Linked DNA regions of Homo sapiens: regions 1, 2 and 3 are each linked to region 4. A link is a contact called in ENCODE Hi-C or POLR2A ChIA-PET data. All regions are on one chromosome and are shown on one strand. The core of a region is the stretch at or near the end of the contact, and the rest is flanking DNA. Distances in the headings are between cores, read along the strand shown.

What was found. Hi-C counts contacts between places; a loop is a spot of excess contacts on that map. ChIA-PET counts read pairs that join two places held with the same protein, here RNA polymerase II (POLR2A). Pooled maps may share reads with other maps.
Region 1: a loop to region 4 is called in a pooled map, with 5 times the contacts of the local background. The contact joins two enhancer-like sites. A Hi-C loop is called at or near these places in 1 of 37 single-sample maps with no recorded cell type and 1 of 50 pooled maps. POLR2A ChIA-PET finds 5 or more read pairs at or near these places in 2 of 52 experiments (activated CD4-positive, alpha-beta T cell and activated T-cell).
Region 2: a loop to region 4 is called in a pooled map, with 5 times the contacts of the local background. The contact joins two enhancer-like sites. A Hi-C loop is called at or near these places in 1 of 37 single-sample maps with no recorded cell type and 5 of 50 pooled maps. POLR2A ChIA-PET finds 5 or more read pairs at or near these places in 1 of 52 experiments (activated naive CD4-positive, alpha-beta T cell).
Region 3: a pooled map shows a loop between it and region 4 (13-fold over the local background). The contact joins two enhancer-like sites. A Hi-C loop is called at or near these places in 5 of 37 single-sample maps with no recorded cell type and 4 of 50 pooled maps.

The regions. Positions count from the first base shown.
Region 1 is chr4:140,241,640-140,244,339 of GRCh38, forward strand. It overlaps LOC124900784 (a long non-coding RNA gene), which reads left to right. Exons shown (of 2, transcript XR_007058280.1): 2 at 1-2,280. Among named protein-coding and RNA genes, the nearest start is that of MAML3, 89 kb to the left of the region's middle. RefSeq lists a silencer at 1,815-2,004. Within about 2 kb of position 1,397, at least 20 of the 41 ENCODE cell types and tissues checked have a DNase peak (open chromatin) inside an H3K27ac peak, as active enhancers do.
Region 2 is chr4:139,949,818-139,952,517 of GRCh38, forward strand. All of the region lies in intron 1 of MAML3 (mastermind like transcriptional coactivator 3), which reads right to left. Among named protein-coding and RNA genes, the nearest start is that of MAML3-AS1, 180 kb to the right of the region's middle. Within about 2 kb of position 1,439, at least 2 of the 41 ENCODE cell types and tissues checked have a DNase peak (open chromatin) inside an H3K27ac peak, as active enhancers do.
Region 3 is chr4:140,115,431-140,118,130 of GRCh38, forward strand. All of the region lies in intron 1 of MAML3 (mastermind like transcriptional coactivator 3), which reads right to left. Among named protein-coding and RNA genes, the nearest start is that of MAML3-AS1, 11 kb to the right of the region's middle. Within about 2 kb of position 1,286, at least 3 of the 41 ENCODE cell types and tissues checked have a DNase peak (open chromatin) inside an H3K27ac peak, as active enhancers do.
Region 4 is chr4:139,265,288-139,267,987 of GRCh38, forward strand. It overlaps MGARP (mitochondria localized glutamic acid rich protein), which reads right to left. Exons shown (of 4, transcript NM_032623.4): 4 at 878-1,754. The coding sequence ends at 1,312. Among named protein-coding and RNA genes, the nearest start is that of MGARP, 14 kb to the right of the region's middle. RefSeq lists enhancers at 860-2,059, 1,398-1,727 and a silencer at 1,868-1,967. Within about 2 kb of position 1,409, at least 24 of the 41 ENCODE cell types and tissues checked have a DNase peak (open chromatin) inside an H3K27ac peak, as active enhancers do.

The sequences.
Region 1 (2,700 bases), core at 147-2,646, 980 kb after region 4:
TCACAATTCTATAAGGTAGCTAAGGAAGGTACAATTCTATAAGGTAGCTAAGGAAGGTGCAATTATGCCTTTCATATATAGAAGAAAACTCTGTCTCTGAGAGGTAATTTGCTCAGAGTCAGGCTGCAAATTGGTGCAGAACTAGAAGCCTGGCACCCTAATTCCTAGTCCTGTGATCTTTCCATTAACTTTTTATTGCCACCATTGCCTCCGCCTCAATGAAAGCTCCTGTTGTAGCCCACCCCAAACCAATTCCAGCTCCCAGGATGTGGCTCCTCGGTGCCTCTTTCCACCCCTCCCTGCACTGTTGCCCTAGCTTCAACTCCATCCCATTTTTCAGTGACTTCCCTCTACCTCTACCTGGGTCTGGATGCTCAGAGACTAATCTACATAGTGTATGAGTCCAAATGACTTTGGGAGGAAGGTTCTTTTAAACAAAAGAGGTTGAATTAGATACCACCATACATATTGTGTTGTTAAATATCTACAGCATGATAAAATCATTCCAAATGTCACCAATCCCTGGGGAGTTTATTAATAATTAAGCATTTTTAGTTCACTTAGAAATGCAGATTCCATTTAACAACAGAATGTACACTAAATATGTCCATTATATTGCAGCTTGCAGCAGAATATGTTAGAGATCTCAGCTGGGTTTCTCCAGGACAGATGACAAAGTTAATGCAGGTATCAGTCTTTCCTAAAGGTGGCAGAGGAGCCAAAAGCAGCATCCTGGATTGGTTTATAGGGTCTGCATTTATTAGGAGTGTTTATTAGGATGTCTAATAATGGAAAAGACAACTTGGCAAGGGTAGGAGTGGATTGGAGGAGAGCCGGGAGAAGCCCAAAGGAAATGGGATGATCTCGAAAAACAAAAGGAAGGGCAGCAACCCAGGGTCTGTGGTGTGTGAATCATTTGTCCACACACTGATTTTTAAGGTTTTCAAGGAACAGGCAAACAAAGCTATCATTTTATATGTTCCACTTGCTTGGAAGGCCATTTACATTTTTTTTGGCTTATTCCGGAAAGATAGTCATGGTTACACACACACACACACACACACACACACACTACACACACTACACACATGTACTCCACACACACACACACACACTTCACACACATGCACACACACACTCACATATACACACATGCACAAGCACTTTTCTTTAAAATGCAGTTTTATTTCCTGGGCAAGGACAGAACAGCGAATATCAAGAAAGGAAGAATGGGGAAGAAGGGAAGGGCAGGAAGGAAGGAGTGGAGGGAGGAAGGCAGGCAAGCAAAAAGGCTGGCAACCTTCTTTGTCTCTTCCATAGATTTACTGTTTCTTCCTAGGCCCACCAAAAAAGGTTCCTTTTGAAGGTGATACAGAGGAGGGAGGAAAAGAGAGAGAAATTGAGATAAAGAGGAAGTGGGGCGCGGTTGTGGTGAGATGCAGGGAAATGAGCTGATCCAGGCATTAGTGTTGGAGCTCTCGCTCGCTGTGCAATGCAGGATCTTGGGCATGTTATTTAACTTCTCTGTCTAGGCCCCTTTCCTACCAGCAGAAGTTTTCATGATCTTACAGACTCCCTCTAGCCTTCATGTTCCAGAAACCTAGGCTTGAAGCAGTGAGAAGGCCCCTTCTTAATGATACCTGAAAACTTTGCAAGCTTTTAGCAGAAAATGACTGTGGATAAATACTTCTATTTCCTCGTTTTCCAAACGGAAACTACATTGCAAGCTATGCCACTTCTTTCCTCTCTCACTTAAAGCACCTGCCAAACTAATAAAAGAGTCATAAATTTAGTTGTAAGGGCTCCAACAAAAGAGAAAATCCCCGCCTACTAGGGCAGCCAGGCTGTCACCAGGAAGTAAAAGCTGCAGCGGAGACTGCTCTTGTGTAGAGTGTAGCCAGTCTGGGTGCTGGAGGGGCAGCAAGGCCGAGAAGCAGCACAGAATGAACATGGGCAAAGGACTCAGCTAACACTGCAGTTTCTTAATTTCCTTCCTGAGATGATTGGGGTTCAGGGTCCAGTGAGTACCGCCTCAAAGGGACTTCCCGGTCTGAAAATGGTGTGTGCATGTCTGGGGACTCACTCCCCAGGTGTTCTCCAAAACCAACACTTTCTGTTGTTTGAGGAGAGGGCAAGGAGTGTTATTTATCGCACAGCTGCCTTGGGAGAATTAGGGAGGGAGCTGAGCTTCAAAACAGCTTGTGAACTTAGAGACTAGGAAATGGTGGAGAAAGATGACTTAAAGCCAAATAGATTAATAAACTCAATTATCTGGATGGTTTTCATTAGCCACTGGTTTTCCTTTTCTGAAAATCACGGCTGTTTTTTCCTGCTATGAACCAGCACATCCCCAGTGAGAACAGTGTTTATTATATTTCAACATTCACAGAAGCAGGTGGTGAGCTTTCCCATTTTGCCTTAACACAGACACACACATATCACCACCACCACCAATAACAACCTGATAATGCAAAGAATTGCTTTGCTCTGTCTCTTTAAATAATCTAAAAATACTCCTTGGGTACCATCAAGGCTAATCATCACAATTATGCTTATAACCAAGCGGGTACCACCACCTATGGTCCATATGTTGCTTCAGATAGGGACTGCAGGGTCATATTAGATAGGGCATGGCCTCACTCTTCAGCAGGATTAACAGAAGATGTGTGCACGTGTGTGTGTTTGTGTGTGGGAATTGTT
Region 2 (2,700 bases), core at 189-2,688, 680 kb after region 4:
TAGATGTTGCTAGGAAGGCTAGTTTTAGATGTGATTAACGTTGAAATTAGTAGACTCTGGGTAAAGCAGATTACTCTCTATAATGTAGGTGGGCCTCATCCAGTGAGTTGAACACCTGAAGAGCAAAGACAGGTTTCCCAAAGAAGCAGCATTCTGCCTTCGGACTGCAACACAGAAAACCTGCCTATGCTTCCAGCCTGCAGATTTTGGACTCAAGACTGCAATATTAACGATTTTTTTTTGGAGACAGTCTTGATCTGTTGCCCAGGCTGGAGTGCAGTGGTGTGATCTCAGCTCACTGCAACCTCCGCCTCCCAGGTTCAAGCAATTCTCCTGCCTCAGCTTCCTGAGTAGCTGGGATTACAGATGCACACCACCATGCCCGGCTAATTTTTTGTATTTTTAGTAGAGACGGGGTTTCACCATGCTGGCCAGGCTGGTCTCAAACTCCTGACCTCGTGATCTGCCTGCCTTGGTCTCCCAAAGTGCTGGGATTACAGGCATGAGCCACCATGCCTGGCCAATATTAACTCTTAACTTGAATTTCTAGCCTGGTAGTCTGGTCTACAGATTTTGGACTTGCCAGCCCCCACAGTCAAATAAGCCAGTTCTTTAAAATGAATTCTCTCTTTATCCTCTATTTGTTCTGTCTCTAGAGGACTCTGATTAATACAACCAGCACCTCCCTCCTATCACCTTTTTCACAGGAGACCCTCAGTAGAGAGTCCTGTAGATCAAGCCTCCATCCTGATTGCCCATTGTAGTTCTTATAAGAAAAGATAAAGTTGGCCACTTTCCATTACAGCACACAAACTAGCAACCTTTCTGGAACTGGGTAACACATTCTCCCGGGTTTGACTGTGGTAGATTCTAAACCACACGCCTTCTGTGAATAGTTGTGGTTTGACAAGCTACAAAGACATACAGCCTGGTCTGTGTAAGTCCCCAAGTAGGGGCCCCAGAGACTTGCGGCCACCCTGCTAAGAGTCCTCCAGCCAAGCTCTGCCCAAGGGAACAGCACCACCCACACCATCAAAGCTTTGCCTGCAGCTCTGGGCCAGCCTGAAGGGCTTGAAGAGGCCATCGGGTTACTAAATGGCATTTTGGTCACCTTTTCTTTCCTCCCAAGATCGTGAAGAACAACCTCATTGCCCTAATGACTCCCAACTTCTGTCTGCACGTGGGTTTGATTGTTACAATCACATTTTGCTTACTGCCAATCTCCCATTTCAGCTGTTCAAATTCTAGGAAACCAATATTTATTTCCTTAACAAAAGATCTCAACAAGCCAAGCCTCCTTCTCTCTCTCCCTCCCTCTTTCTTTCTCCCCATCCTACCCAAACCACAAAGCCCTGTTCTTTGTAAAGGGCCTGTGCTGGGAGCTAGAAATGTGTCACACCAAGAACATCCACCATTGCCCAAAGCTGTTTTCCTTGTGGCTTCTTCAGTAGCAGCCACGCTGCCTTCAGTGTTGACAGTCAGCAATTTTGAATGTGCTGACATGGAGAACAGTGACCACAGAGTCAATGCACACCAGCAAGGAAGAGAAAACAAATGCGGAAATGGAAAGGTGATGCTGGGCCTCTGTCTTTCCCTGCTTCTGGAGGCCCACCAGTGAGGTCACAGGTTGGCCTGTGGAGGCCTGGAGGGCAGGGAGCACAGGCAGCCTCACCTCTTTCTGCTGTTTCCCTGCCATCACAACTTGGTCCCCGCATTTCTATTTTGGGGGCTGACGCATGCAGAGCTGTGGAGGAGGGAGCCATTCCCTCTACCACCTTAGGTCCCTCTCCTTGCAGCTGGCTCCTACCAAGAGGAGAGAGGAAAGGGTCAGCTGTGGCTTCTCGGCAGCTCTGTGAACTGCTCTCTCCAACACTGAACTCAACAAATGTTCTTTACATTGCTAATTTGTTTTTGTTCTTTTTTTTTTTTTGTCTCCAGTAGCAGGAAAGTTTGGTAAGCAAAAAAAGATCCCAGAAAATTTCTGGGTAGCAAGTCTAGTATTAAGGGGGGCCAAGGGGTGAAGAAGGATGGAGCCATTAAATTAAAGCTTACGAAGGGCTATTAGGCTGCGTGCAGTGGCTCACACCTGTAATCCTAACACTTTGGGAGGCTGAAGCGGGCAGATCACTTGAGGTCAGGAGTTTGAGACCAGCCTGGCCGCCATGGTGAAACCCTGTCTCTACTAAAAATACAAAAAATTAGCCGTGTGTAGCGGCGGGTGCCTGTGATCCCAGCTACTTCAGAGGCTGAGGCAGGAGAATCGCTTGAACCCAGGAGGCAGAGGCTGCAGTGAGCCGAGATCGTGCCATTGCACTCCAGCCTAAGGGACAAAAGCGAAACTCCATCTCAAAAGACAAACAAACAAAAAGAAGGGCCATTATAATATCACTATAATGCTTTATAGGCAGACTGTGAGTTGGGGATTCTGGAATCCCTCTTTTCTTGGCTCTATCTGGGTTAGATAATAGGGAAGTTATTTAGTTCGAGGTGGTTCAATGTATGAAGTGATCAGGTAGGCAGGGGGTCTCTCTGTCCAGAGATATGCAGTGGGGCAGTTCTGGGACCTGGGGTTACACATGAGCAGGGACAAAAGCTGAACTTAATGTTTGGCCTCCTGCGTAAAATAGTGCTTCTCAAACTCTGCAGTTTATAGACCACACCTGGGGTGTAAAAATCCCTACCAACCTCGGACTGTCCTCA
Region 3 (2,700 bases), core at 36-2,535, 850 kb after region 4:
TATCCCTTATAATTTTTATGTGGTCATGCAAATTAATGCATAAGAGTAAATATTTTCATCCACAATAACACAAATTAATGAGTGCAGGAGACTAACACCAAGACTGATCTGGGAGGTGATCAGTGCCTTCAGCAGACCCCAGGACTACAGATATTCAGAAGCAAGTGAGAGACTTAAGAGCAGGTACATAAGTTCATTTTTTGGTGACTCTGGACACATACAAAACATTCCTTAATCTGGAATTGGAAACAGGTACATAAAGAGCAAAAAGCAAGTGTACTCAATTTATCCAATTGACATGTCTCTGCAAAACATTTGTAGGGCAAAATCTTACCATTAGATGAATATTAAGGTCAAATTTTTGTGAAATTAAGATTCTTTTTTATAATGTAAAAATCATTCTTTTTCAATTAGGTTTGAATATAAAAAGTTTTCCCACCAAATACAAAGAAACTGAAAATGAAAATGTCTATTTAAATATAGAAAATATTTACTAATTCACACTAGTGGAAGGTGACATGGAATAATAGAAAATTGGAATTACTTTTAAGTATATACAAATATATAGAGTACATATATTTGCCAAATAAATGTCCTTTAAGATCCTTTAGTTGGTAATTTTATTTGCAATTATTTCATTGTTTCCCTTTTTTAAAAAAGATTATTCTAAATAAAAGTAGTTTATCTTGCTGAATAGGTTAAATGTCCTTCCCATGCCTGCTTTATTTACTATTAGTCTGTTTACAAGCACTCCTTCATATAAGGCAAAAAGCCTTATGACAATACCACAAATTATTAACATCTGGGCTCAAATTAATCAAGTTATACTGTGTTCTTAAATTTCTGAATTCTTTACCTTTTTTCATGTGTTCATGTGTTCAAAACAACTCTATAATATCCAGGGCCCCCAGGGAATCAGCTCCTATTCAGGAAGATCCTTACTCAAAACTAGCCCTCCTGAAAATGACACCTATATAGAGAACATTTCTCTTGCATGTTCAGGGCTATTGCCAATCACCAGAAACCAAGACGGTGTCTATTCTACTTCAGTAAAAGGACAGGGAGGCTGACAAAGAAATACAAAAGAGAACACAAGTCACGTGGAGCCAACTGCCTGGATTCAATTCCTTCAGAAAGTCACGTTAGAGACTGCCACTCTAACCTCTAACCCCACTGCTTCAAAAGTTGCCATTCCCTCCATCCTCCACAGCTCTGGCCACATCCAGACGAAACCATTAAGGCTGGTGTATACCCTACAGGGCAGGAAGTGAATCATGCTTCACTCAACTGAAATGGCAGCAGGTTTTTAGAAAGCTAAACACAGTCAACCCAAATGAATGGTAACACTTACCTTGTAAAGATGTGACTAGGGATTGTTATTGATGACAAAAGATCAGCACTTGGGTTTCCATCTCCCTTCACAGATGAGATTTTTTTAAAAGCATAGGGCACTTTACATACAGACACAGAGTATAGCTATGGAGATCACCTTCTGTAATACTAGCACTCAGAGTGTTCTCACTATTAACCCAGGACCTCCACTCATGTTAGATCTCTAGCTTGCAGAACATGCTGAGTTCCAGACTTGGACTGTCTTTCCTCTTCCACAGCAGAATTTAAAAAGCTCTATTTCCTCTTCCTTAGAAAAATTTTAAAGTTCTCAAAATGGGGATTTCTCTAGTCTCTTCCTTTTACCCTTAGTGTGATCTGGGGTGATTTTTAGGGTCTTATTACAAGCAAAATCCTAATTATGGGGAAAGCCATTATCTGGCATCTTATTTACTATAACCCAAAGCAAATGTTTGGGGTTCCTAATTATATTGATCCAAATATCTCCCTCGTATTTTCTTACACACTTACTATTCTCTTTCAAGTAAGACTTTTAAAAGCTGTTTCTAAATTTACACTTTTACTTGGTGCTGCTGACCACATTAAAACCTAACTTCCAAAAATAAGTTAAACTTTAATGTGGTTTTATGTTTTTAAGCATACTCTAACTATATAACTTTAAAAGTATGACTTACAGAATATTTATTTCCTTAAGAAAATATACAAATGCTTAATCAGAGACAAAGCAAGGGATTCCAAATCAGTTTTTTATACTGCAAAATATTGCAGTGAGCCATGATTGCACCACTGCATTCTAGCCTGGGTGACAGAGCGAGACCCTGTCTAAAAAAATATATAAATATATATGTATGTATGTATGTGTATACAGGTATATATATATATACACATATATACGTATGTGTATATATAATCTCAAAATTATTAATAGAGAATAGAAAAATTGATCTAATCTGATGCCACCTTCCAAGTCTCATAAAAATACAAATAAAATGTTTCTAAATTATAGGTATATCCTTAATAAAATTACAAAAACATGAGATTATCAAAGGAGCCCAACAGTTTCTCTAAGCACATCAGACAATATCAGAAGTCAATAGTTCAGATTAAGAAGGAAAGATTAATCTAGTAATTCTAAGGGTAATTTGTGTTACACATTTTTAAGGATTTTCACAGATAACCACGCATGGTAATATATGCAAATACACAAAAGAAATAAAACCTTAAAAGAACACACTAAATTTATTTTTTTTAATCTTCTAAAATGAGAATCATGACACCCACAGCCGGCATTTCTTCAGAGCCTACAGCTAGACAACCACCACAAAAAATGTTCTCTCTGATATCAGCTAC
Region 4 (2,700 bases), core at 159-2,658:
GTAACACTCATAGCAGCTGGGGATAAATGTACCCAGTTAAGGGGTCCAATTAAGGGGATCTAGGCAGAGCATCGGCAGTGTCCACTACAATTTCCCAACTTACTCCATAGCCAAAACCTTACATGACCCTGCATGATCTAGCCCACCCTGCCTACCCACTCCCTTTCTCTCTGAGACCATCTCTGGCTACTCTCCCTCTTTTTCACTCCACTTTAGCCACACTGGCCACCTCGCAATTCCTCAAATTCCCAGCAGGATCCTGTTTTAGATCCTTTGCCCTTTTCTGTTCCCTTACCTGGCTGATTCCCCTAACTCCTACCATTAGATGGTCCCTTATATATCTTTCAGGTTTCTACGCAAAAGACACCTTCCTAGTAAGGCCTCTTTTGGCCATCCTATCTAAAATTACAACTTCCACCTCAGACTAACACTTACAATCCTTTTATTTTCGTTACTTTTATCCTTAGCACTTATCAGTACCTAACACACTATATCATTTTCTCATTTGTCTTCTTACCTGGTTCCACTCTAGAATATAAACCGGGAGCACTTAAAACAATACCTATTATGTTGTAAGTGCTCAGCTAATATTTGTTGAACACGTGAATGAATGAAAGATTCCTGGCACAAAGTGCTAATCTTCAATAAATATTGTTTGAACTGAACTGAAACAGAAAATATCTACATAGTCCCCTGTGTAAGTACTATAGATGGGAGAGGGCATACATATTGTTACATGCAGGGTTCTCCATAGATTATATGCTCTTTCTTCAATAATATTACGAAAGCCTACATTTCTCATGTGATGTTATGTACCTGTATGTTAATATGTATTATTTGTACATGCAAATATTAGTGAAAAAAGTAGAAGCACCAAAGCTTTTCTAATTTTATTTGACTCAAACTATATTTTAGACCTACATATCATACAATAAAGTAAGCTGAAAGCATAGTGAAATTAAAGTAAATACAGGTTGTATGGATAGCTCAATTTCTTTAATATAAAATGTAAATTCAGAGATGACTGGGATAAAAGAAAAGTGTCTAGAAAAAAAAACCAAAGATGAAACTATTTAAGCTCTTTACTGCAATGTCATATTCTGATCTCAGACAGTAGAAGAGTAGTAAGAAATGTACAATCTCAAGTCTCTCAGTCCTAAAATCTATCAGTGGATGCCAAAAATCTTCAAGACCCATTAACGTTTTCTAGAAAATAAGTCTTTTTTTTTTTAAACTAAGTGTACTAAAAACACAAAAGCACTTATCAGACACCCTATGGCATTTGTTGCTGAAATGTCTACCGGCTGGAGATTAGCCTTGAGCCGAAGCAGCCTCAGAGCCAACACTGGCTTCCTCCTGTAAATCATCTCCAGCAGAGGACTCTGACTCAGCTGGAGAATTTTCTTCTTCTAGTTCAGCATATTCATCAGAGGTTTCGTTCTTTGTTGTATCTTTATCATTATCGATGGTGACAGCTTCATCCAGGGCAGCATTTGTAACCTCTGGGGTTGTTTCAGGGTTTACTTCCGTGGTTTCCCTCGCCGCTGCATCTGTGACCTCTGGCCCGGTTTCAGCACTGACTGCTGTGGTCTCCGGAGCAGCCTCCACGTGACCTGGACAGGCAGATGCCTCTTTTATGACCACAACTGTAGCACTGGGACTTTCTTCAGCATCTACCACCTCAGCTTCCACTATAAGTTCTTCTGGGGCTTCTGAACTTGCTTTCTCAGTTTCCGCAACATTCTCCTTTTCACCTTTAAGAATTAGTCATTAAGCAAGGTATTAATTTAAAGATCGTGGGAAGGCAATGAAACACTGCGGTCGTTTAAACACCTAAGACAGAACTACATGCACTGATGTGTAACAGTCTTCAAGGTAGACTCTCAAGTGAAACAGCAAAAAAAGAACAATGTATACAGTCTGCTACTATTGTTAGGGCAAAATGAGGTTGGAGCAGGAGGGGGGTAAGTTGTATGCCTAGATAATTGTATTTGCAAAAACTCTCCAGGAGGATTCCAAGAAACTGGTTCTATTGGTTGCCTCTTGGAGGGAAAATGGGGGATCTGCTTTTCTGTAAACTCTTTGAACTTAAAAAAAAACACACTTGAATATATTACTTAGGCAAATATGAAGAATACAAAAATAAGTAGCTATCCTATTCACCTTTCATATGAGACAGCATGGAAGAGTAGCCAAGTTCCTAGCTGGTGACTCAGAAATCACTAATCCTCTCTCAATCTCATTTTTGTCATCTGTAAAATAGGGTATTGATAATATCTACTGCACAGGGTTATTGTAAAGATTAATTAAAATACTGTATATGAAAAGGGGATTAAAATAAAAAGTTCTATGCAAATGCTTATTAGTATTATAAACAACCGCATGATTATATTCAATAATATGTATTGATGATATTCTGTTTCTTATTATTGTCATGACAGGTTAAAACTGATTCATAAGCCCCTAATATCTCTATCCCTAAATAGTGATCATAGTAATTGATAATAATAGCTTGGAAAAAAGTATGGTTTAAAGCAAGAAGTGGCTAGGCATAGTGGCATATGCCTGTAATCCCAGCACTTTGGGAGGCTGAGGCAGGAGGGATCACATGAGGCCAGGAGATCAAGACCAGCCTGGGCAACATAGTGAGACCCTGTCTCTGCAAAACATAAAAAATAAATTTGCTGGGTGTAGCGGTGC